Linked DNA regions of Homo sapiens: region 2 is linked to region 1. A link is a contact called in ENCODE Hi-C or POLR2A ChIA-PET data. All regions are on one chromosome and are shown on one strand. Each heading gives the region's core, a stretch centred on a gene start or an enhancer-like site at or near the end of the contact. The rest is flanking DNA. Distances are from core to core; before and after follow the strand shown.

Region 1 (4,276 bases), core at 1,286-3,785:
ATGTATTTATTGAGACAGAGTCTTGCTCTGTCACCCAGGCTGGAGTGCCATGGTGCGATCTCGGCTCATTGCAAGCTCCGCCTCCTGGGTTCACGCCATTCTTCTGCCTCAGCCTCCCGAGTAGCTGGGACTACAGGTGCCCGCCTCCACGCCCGGGTAATTTTTTGTATGTTTAGTAGAGATGGGTTTTCACTGTGTTAGCCAGGATGGTCTGGATCTCCTGACCTCGTGAACTGCCCGCCTCGGCCTCCCAAAGTGCTGGGATTACCGGCGTGAGCCACTGCGCCCAACCTATTTATTTTGAGACGGAGTCTTGCTCAGCCACCCAGACTGGAGTGCAGTGGCATGATCTCGGCTTCCTGCAACTGCTGTCTCCTGGGTTCAAGCGATTCTCCTGCCTCAGCCTTCCAAGTAGCTGGGATTACAGGCACCTGCCATCATGCCTGGCTAATTTTTGTATTTTAGTAGAGGTGGGGTTTCACCATGTTGGCCAGGCTGGTCTTGAACTCCTGACCTCAGGTGATCTGCCCGCCTTGGCCTCCCAAAGTGCTAGGATTACAGGCATGAGCCACTGCACCCAGCCTAGACTTTATTTTTTGAACTATTTTGTGCTGACAGAAAAAATCAAGCAGGAAGTAGAGAGAGTTCTCCATACACTCCTTAGCCTCTATTATTATCTTGCATTTGTGTGGTATACATTTTCAAATCAATGAGCCCATATTGATACATTATTACTAACTAATGTCCAAAGTTTACATTAGGGCTTCCCCTTGGTGTTACACAGTCTATGGGTTTAGACAAATGTATCATGGCATGTAGCCATCATTGTAGTATCACACAGGATAGTTTCACTGCCCGAGAAATCCCCTCTGCTCCACTAGTCATCCCTTCCCCACCCCACCTTACCCCAAAACCACAGATTTTTTTTTAACTGTCTCTATTGTTTTGCCTTTTCCAGTGTCATAGAGTGGAATTACATAATATGTAGCCTTTCAGATTGGCTTCTTTCACTTAGTAATATGCATGTAAGTTTCTTCCATGTCTTCTCAGAGCTCAATAGCTCATTTCGTCTTAGCCCTGAATAACATGCCGTTGTCTGGGTGTTCCATAGTTTGTTTATCCATTCGCCTGCTTAAAGACATCTTGATTGTCTCCAGGTTTTGGTAATTATGAATAAAGCTGCTATAAACATCTGTGTGCAGTTTTTTGTGTAGTTGTAAGTTTTTAACTCATTTGAGTAAATACCAAGGAGCATGATTGCTGGATCTTATGGCAAGACTGTATTTAGCTTTGCAAGAAATGATCACACTGTGCTCCGAAGTGGCTGCACCACGTTGCATTCCCATCAGCAATGAATGAGAGTTTCTGTGGCTCCCATCCTCACCAGCATGTTCTCAGGGTTCTTGGTTTCTCAGTATGTTTGACATTCTCAGTGTTTTGAATTTGAGCTGTTCTAATAAGTGTGCAGTTGTATCTCACTGTTGACTTAATTCATAATTTCTGAATGACATTTGATGTTAAGCCTCTTTACCTATGCTTACTTGCCATCTGTATATCTTTTTTGGTGAAGTATCTGTTCAGATCTTTTGCTCATTTTCTAATTAGGCCATCTCTTTTCTTATGGTTGAGTATAAGAGTTCTTGGCATATTTTGGACATCAGTCATCAGACATGTGTTTTGCAAATATTTTCTCCTGGCCTGTGGCTTGTCTTGTTCTCACAGGCTGCTATGCATTTGGATGTTTAGGAGGACCAGTGAGGACAACACCGGTGTCTCCCACGGTGTGCTTGTGTGTGTGCAGAGGAATATACTCACTGGAAAGCAGACTGAGATGTGAGGCCACATCTAGGCAATGGGAGAGAGTTTGGAATGGAGGAACATTTGTTTTGGGTGGAAATATGTCAGCTTTCATTGCTTTAGCTCCATCCTTCTATTCATCCAACCAATATTTATGAGGTGCCTGCTATGTACCCAGTATGATTCTAGGTATCAGGAAAGCAAAGATCAGTGAGAAGAGTCCCTACCTTCAAAACACTCACAGGCCAGTTTGGGAGGTGGTCATTTCAATGCAGTGTGAAAATGCCCCAATCTCCAGTGTGGGCAACATAGGGAGACCCTGTCTCTACAAAAGTTAGAAGAAAAAAAAAAAAAAAACAGAGGCATAGTGGCCTGTGTCTGTAGTCCCAGTGACTCAAGGGAATGAGGTTGGAGGATTGTTTGAGCCCAGGAATTCAAGGCTGCAGTAAGCTATGATCATGCCACTGCACTCCAGCCTGGGTAACAGAGCGAGACTCCAACTCAAAAACAAGCACCCCAGTGGAGGGAAGGGTGGGGTGTGGAGGGGACGGGGAAGGTTGTTGGGTAAGGGGCAATAACAGGAGAAGGGAGAAGGAGAATCAGTATGAAGATCTCACCTACTCCATGGTCTCCACTAGGGAGCGTTCCGTCTCCTGCTGAGCCATTTGCACAGGTGCCCAGGAGAATCCCATTACTAGAGGGCAAAGGGCAGGGGGCCCCCCCACACCATGCTCTCACTGTTGCAGCCACAGCTTCCTCTTTGTCACTTTCACAGGCTACCTTCATCCCCAAACAGGAACTGCTGCAAGGCCCGCAGCAGCCATGGGTGAGTGGCTCTGGAGATGGGGTAAGTGGCCTACGCACCCCAGAGGAACAGCTGGCAGCCTAGTCTTCGGGCAGCAGCTCCACTCAGCCCTGGGGAATGACAGATACAGGTGTGTTCCCTCAGGTGCATATGTGCATGTGCTTGTGTGCAACTTCCTCCTCTGCTCTCATTCCTGCAAGGTGCATTCTCAGAAGGCTGTTACTCCACAGTCACTACGGTTGTGAAGCGGAACCAGACAACTTCCCATTTTCGAGGTTCTACAATTGGCAATATGGGAAAATCTTACCCCATTACCACCCAACTCGATTCTTTCAATGCAAGCTTGTCTAACCCATAGCCTGCAGGCCACATGTGACCCAGGATGACTTTGGATGTGGCCCAGTGCAAATTCGTAAACTTTCTTAAAATATTATAAGATTGTTTTGCAATACATCAGTATCGTTAGCGTTAGTGTATTTTATATGTGGCCCAAGACAATTCTTCTTCTGATGTGGCCGAGGGAAGCCAAAAGATTGGATACTCCTGCGTAAGGGGGAAATGCATGTTTATAGTCATATATATATATTTTTTTTTTCTAATTTTTTTTTTGCACCCAGTGCAGTGGCACAATCATAGCTTGCTGCAGACTCAAACTCCTGGGCTCAAGTCATTCTCCCACCTCAGCCTCTGATTAAACCATCCTCTTACCTCAGCCTCCTTAGTAGCTAGGACTACAGGTGTAAGCCACCACGCCTTGCTAATTTTTAGATTTTTTGTAGAGACAGGGTCTCACTATGTTGCCCAGGCTATTCTCAAATTCCTGGGCTCAAATGATCCTCCCACCTCAACCTCCCAAAGTGCTGGGATTACAGGCATGAGCCACCACGTCCAGCTGCTTATAGTAAAATATCCTAATGACTATAGACAATAATGTAAGATGAAAAGTCAAAGTCCTCATTAATCTGACCATGATCACTGTTATCCTCCCTGGAGAGAGTCACTGTTAAGAATTTCTTGGATCGTCTTCCAGGCCTTCCCTAAGTGCAAATACACATAAGTCTTTGTTTGTATAAAAATAGGCCATAAAATATACACAGTTCTGTGACTTCCTTACTCACTTACGTCTGTATCTTGAACATATTTCCAGGTCACTATAGAGAATCCAATCTCTCTTTTGTTTGCAATCAATCTCTCTTCTCTTTTTTAAGACAACCAGTTATGCCAGTGAAGTGCCCTAAACTAGAGATAGCTGGGGCGCTGTCAGCCACCTTAACAGTGAGAAGAAGCAACAGGATGAAGTGGAAACAGCGTCACACAGATGGAGCCTCGAATCCCAGCATGCTAGCCATGTGTCATCTTCATAGTCTTCCTAACGTCTGTGGCCTCAGATGCCACATCAGTAAATGGCACACCATATGTGATTTAGGCTAAGGGCCTGAGTGTAATAGTTGCTTAGGAATTATAGCCCTTCTTAAATAAATGGAGAAACAGTCCATGTTCATGGATTGGAAGCCTCAATGTTATTAAGATGGCAAATCTCCCCAGAGTGACCTGTAGATGCAACACAATCCCTATCAAAATCCCAGCAGGCTTTTCACTCCTTTTTAATAAGGACACCGGTCATATTGTATTAAGGTCCATCCTAATGACCTCATCTTAACTCAGCTACATCTG
Region 2 (4,297 bases), core at 37-2,536, 170 kb after region 1:
CCTGGACTCAAGCAGGTTCTTTTCTTCAGGCTTCTCCTTCTCCTGCCTCAGGAACTCATCCTCACTCCCTGCAACGTTTCAATAAGCACTTGCCTGGTTTGCCTGCCTCTGGCCTTGCTAATTAGACAACTACGATCTTTCTACCAGGAAAGTGTGATCCTGCCCTCAAGTCTACAAGGGCGGCCTGAGCTGACATGATAACATCTAACCTCTTTAGTTAGATATAGGATGTCCCTTGTCATCTGGCCCCTGGTGACCTCTAACAATATCCCCATCCCACTCCACCCCTTTACAGTCTGCAGTAGAACCGTCTGCAGTCCCAGTGCTGGAAGCCCAGGCTGCCTCATGCCTCCCTGTCTCTGCATACATGGTCGCTTTATCCTAGAACATATGATGTAGTTGCCCGTGTGCCCATCTGTCTCCACAACAGAGCAAGGTCCTGGAAGCAGGGGTAGGGGCGTCGGGGAGGTCTTGCTTGTCCTCTTTATGTCTCAGTGCTTAGTGTACCTTATATTTGGACAATGAATAAATAAATGTGCGCTGCTCTAGAAAAGAGATCATTGTCTCGATGGAGTGAAAATCAGTAAGGGGCAGAGTAAGGACTGGACATCAGGTCTTGGAAAGTTCTGACCCTTCCCACTATGTAAACATCCTTTCTACTGAGGGACCTCACGGGGTGACAAAGCCTTAGAGGAAATGTACGCAGTCTCTGCATGGTCCTAAGAAAATAAAGGAAATAAAGTAAGTGTTGTAATCCTGGACTGGAGTAGAAAGACTTCTTAGGGGGAGGCATTTTAAGGAGGGTGGAGAGGGGGATGCTTCCCGCCTCCGGATCACAGTCTACGAGAGCTTGCTGCTTTAGATGAGCCCACACCAGACCGAGACACAGGCAGAGCGGTGCGGCTGAAAGACATCTCTGCATCAGAAAACTTGAGTCCTGGTTTTTTCTACATCTGCCGCTGACTAGCAGATCTCAGAAGGCCCAGCAGCCTTCAGGTGTAAAACAAAGGAGTATTTTCCATCTCTTTCAACCCGAAAATCCAGAAAGTGGGGACATCTGTGTTTGAAGATTGTTCAACATTTTTCAGATTAAACTGATCCACATTTTCCAAGGTATCAAAGTGGTGGCTGCATCCTCTCATGGTGCTGGGAATCACAGACTTCTCCCCTCACCCTTGATTGTGACCTGATTCTAGAAGACGGTTGCTGATAGAAATGTCCAAGTTATTCAAGGGGCTTCTCTAGAGGAAACAACTTCCATTTCACTCTTGATTCTCTAGAGGAAATATAACTTTCGTTTCACTCTTGATTCTCGAGAGGAAACAACTTCTGTTTCACTCTTGATTTTCACTATTTTCACGTTACGGGTTGAGATAAATGGCCTTAGATTTGACTCATCGAGGAGAGAGCGATTCTGCCTAGAGTTCTTTGAAAGCCGGCTGTACTGAGTGAGATCCTAGGTCACTGCAGAGAAGGAAAGGGAAGAGAAGTGGGGAGGGAGAGGGGAACAGAGAGGGGCACGGAGAGGGACAGGGAGATTGGTTTCCTTTGACAAACCCAGCTGGTTTCCTCGGTAGTTGTGTGTGGTTTCCACCAAACCCACCTATCACTTAGTTAGGACTGCTAATTAGGGGGCAGAGATGAGGACTGCTGTCTGTAGTCGTAAAGATGGTTACTAAGCAGGAGGCTGAGCTGGTGGTTGCAGCTGACACTGGAAATTCACCCAGCTTCGCCCCCCGGGAGATGTGCCACCCCTACATCGTAGGCAGCTGTGGGCCACAGGCATTTCGTTCTCCAAAATCCTACATTCATCTTACTTCATTTAATGTTTGCAGCCACATAAGAAGTAGAAAACATAACTTGATTTCCAGATTAGAAGACTGAAGTTTGGACAGAAAAAATAACTTGCCCAGTGTCACCCAGCGGGCACACGGAGGAGCTGGGATTCAACATCAATGACTCCAGGACCATGGTCTGTCTCCACGAGACTAGTCTACCCACCTCGATTCTCTGCCTGGTAGGCCTTCCCCACTTTTCCACCTGCTAAATCAATCACACCTGGTTGCATCTCTCCTTCTTTCCTCCCCTAACCCAAGACTCTTTTTTGTTGTTGTTGTTTTGGAGATGGAGTTTGCTGTTGTTGCCCAGGCTGGAGTGCAGCGGCACGACCTCGGCTCACCACAGCCTCTGCCTCCCGGGTTCAAGCGATTCTCCTGCCTCAGCCTCCCGAGTAGCTGGGATTACAGGCACGCGCCACCATGCCCAGCTAATTTTTGTATTATTAGTAGAGATGGGGTTTCACCATGTTGCCCAGGGTGGTCTTGAACTCCTGACCTCAGGTGATCCACCCGCCTCAGCCTCCCAAAATGCTGGGATTACAGGCGTGAGCCACCATGCCCGGCCATATCCCATGACTCTCTAAAGCACTCTGTGGTTGTTTCTGGGTTATTTTCACTTCTCCAATTAGGAGGTAAGTTTTTTGGGGTCAAAGAGCATGTTTTCGACTTTGTTTTCATCCTATCCCAAATTGCCTGGTACCAAGCTTGGTAGCTGATGAGCCAACAGGGAACCCACGAATGACATTGTATTAGAAGACCACAGGCTTTGGGCTCAAGGAATGACCCTTCCCTTTTACAGTCCTGTCCACACCTCAACAGCCCTCTCGTAGCTCGGTGGATCTCAGCTGAATGTCAATGAGCCAGAGCTTCCCCTGACCACCCAAGCCCAAGTGTTGTCCCTGGCTATTCCTCCTCGTAGCATCTCTTTTTCCTCTTCATCGGACTTACTACAACGTGTACTCATAGGCTCATTTGAGTATCTACCTTATTTTCTCCACTAAAATGTGAACCCCAAGAGGCCAGGGACCATGGGCATTTTGACTCAAAACATATTCTTTGAATGACTTTAACAGAAACTTCCATCAACTTCTCAAAGGGCCAACCACATACGCAGTGAAGAGGGTTTCAAATGATGAATCAGGGACTTTTCCCTGTGTTCAGGCGTGAACCCCGACTCACCATGGGGTCGTATCCACATGCTCTCTCTTGACCTCAGTTCTTTACTTGCAAAGTAAGGATCATGGTTCTAGTCCCATTTACTCTCATAGGCTCTTGCCTGGAGAAAGTGAAATCATTTTAGCCTTGCTGTGTTGTTAAAGCCAAGGCCTAATGCCAACGTGACTAGTTATAAGCCCCTTGAGGAGGGGCTCATGTCTGACAAACACTCTGTCTCTCTGTCCCTCTCAACATAATTTTTGTGAACAGGCCAAGTAGATAAACAACTCAAAAAAATAAAAATATACAAAATGCATACAGTGACAACGTTCCCTTGCTCCTCTGTCCACACCTCCCCAGGTCCCACCCTTAACCATTACTATTGGTTTTATTCATAGCATTCCAGAGTTTATTTTTTTTTTTTATTTTATTTTACTTTATTTTCTGAGATGGAGTCTTGCTCTGTTGCCCAGGCTGGAGTGCAGTGGCCCTATCTCGGCTCACTGCAAACTCTGCCTCCCGGATTCCAGCAATTCTCCTGCCTAAGCCTGTCGAGTAGCTGGGACTACAGGCGCCCGCCACTATGCCTGGCTAATTTTTGTATTTTTAGTAGAGACGGGGTTTTGCCACGTTAGCCAGACTGGTCTCGAACTCCTGACCTTGGGTGATCCACCCGCCTCGGCCTCCCAAACTGCTGGGATTACAGACGTGAGCCACTGCGCCTGGCTGCCATTTTAAAATATACAATTAAACCATTATGGACCACAGTCCTCAGTGTGTGATCAAATACTCAGTATTATTCACTCTTTCTATTTTCCAGAGTTTCTATATCTGCCTACAAGTAACCATGAAAGCACTTCCCCTACAGGATCATGTCTTACCCTTGCAAGCTTTCCAACTGTCTTGCTCCATGCCCAACACCAGGTAAATCTTTAGTAAATTCAGTACATTTAGTAAATCTGTTGGTGGATTTGATTAACTAATGATCTTGAAACCAACACATTGGACAAGCAACAAGGTGAGTTTGCAATGTGTGTTACAGACGGATGAAAGCACACGCTGAACAGGGCCTACTCCAGTGAACCATCATCTGCCTGCATCTTTCCTGTTCCAGTCCAAGACCAATCCGGATACTTGGGCCTTGTTTTGTTTTGCTCTTCCTGGGAAGTGTCAGTTCATTGGTCGTTACAAGGATAATAGGAGTTACTTCCTGACTGCATGAAAAGTACATAGAACAGAGCCTGGCACAGAGAGAGAAGCCAATGAGCAGCAGGAATGATGATCACAGGCAATCTTCCCTTCCG

The links. Hi-C counts contacts between places; a loop is a spot of excess contacts on that map. ChIA-PET counts read pairs that join two places held with the same protein, here RNA polymerase II (POLR2A). Pooled maps may share reads with other maps.
Region 2: a loop to region 1 is called in a map with no recorded cell type, with 10 times the contacts of the local background. The contact joins two enhancer-like sites. A Hi-C loop is called at or near these places in 2 of 37 single-sample maps with no recorded cell type and 2 of 50 pooled maps. POLR2A ChIA-PET finds 5 or more read pairs at or near these places in 2 of 52 experiments (HEK293 and activated T-cell).

What each region holds. Positions count from the first base shown.
Region 1 is chr1:235,952,301-235,956,576 of GRCh38, forward strand. The region is part of intron 2 of LINC02768 (long intergenic non-protein coding RNA 2768); the gene reads right to left. It overlaps LOC105373215 (a long non-coding RNA gene), which reads left to right. Exons shown (of 5, transcript XR_002958490.2): 4 at 2,573-2,732. Among named protein-coding and RNA genes, the nearest start is that of LINC02768, 18 kb to the right of the region's middle. Within about 2 kb of position 2,536, at least 9 of the 41 ENCODE cell types and tissues checked have a DNase peak (open chromatin) inside an H3K27ac peak, as active enhancers do.
Region 2 is chr1:236,119,450-236,123,746 of GRCh38, forward strand. No RefSeq gene overlaps it. Among named protein-coding and RNA genes, the nearest start is that of GPR137B, 21 kb to the right of the region's middle. RefSeq lists an enhancer at 1,229-1,348. Within about 2 kb of position 1,287, at least 3 of the 41 ENCODE cell types and tissues checked have a DNase peak (open chromatin) inside an H3K27ac peak, as active enhancers do.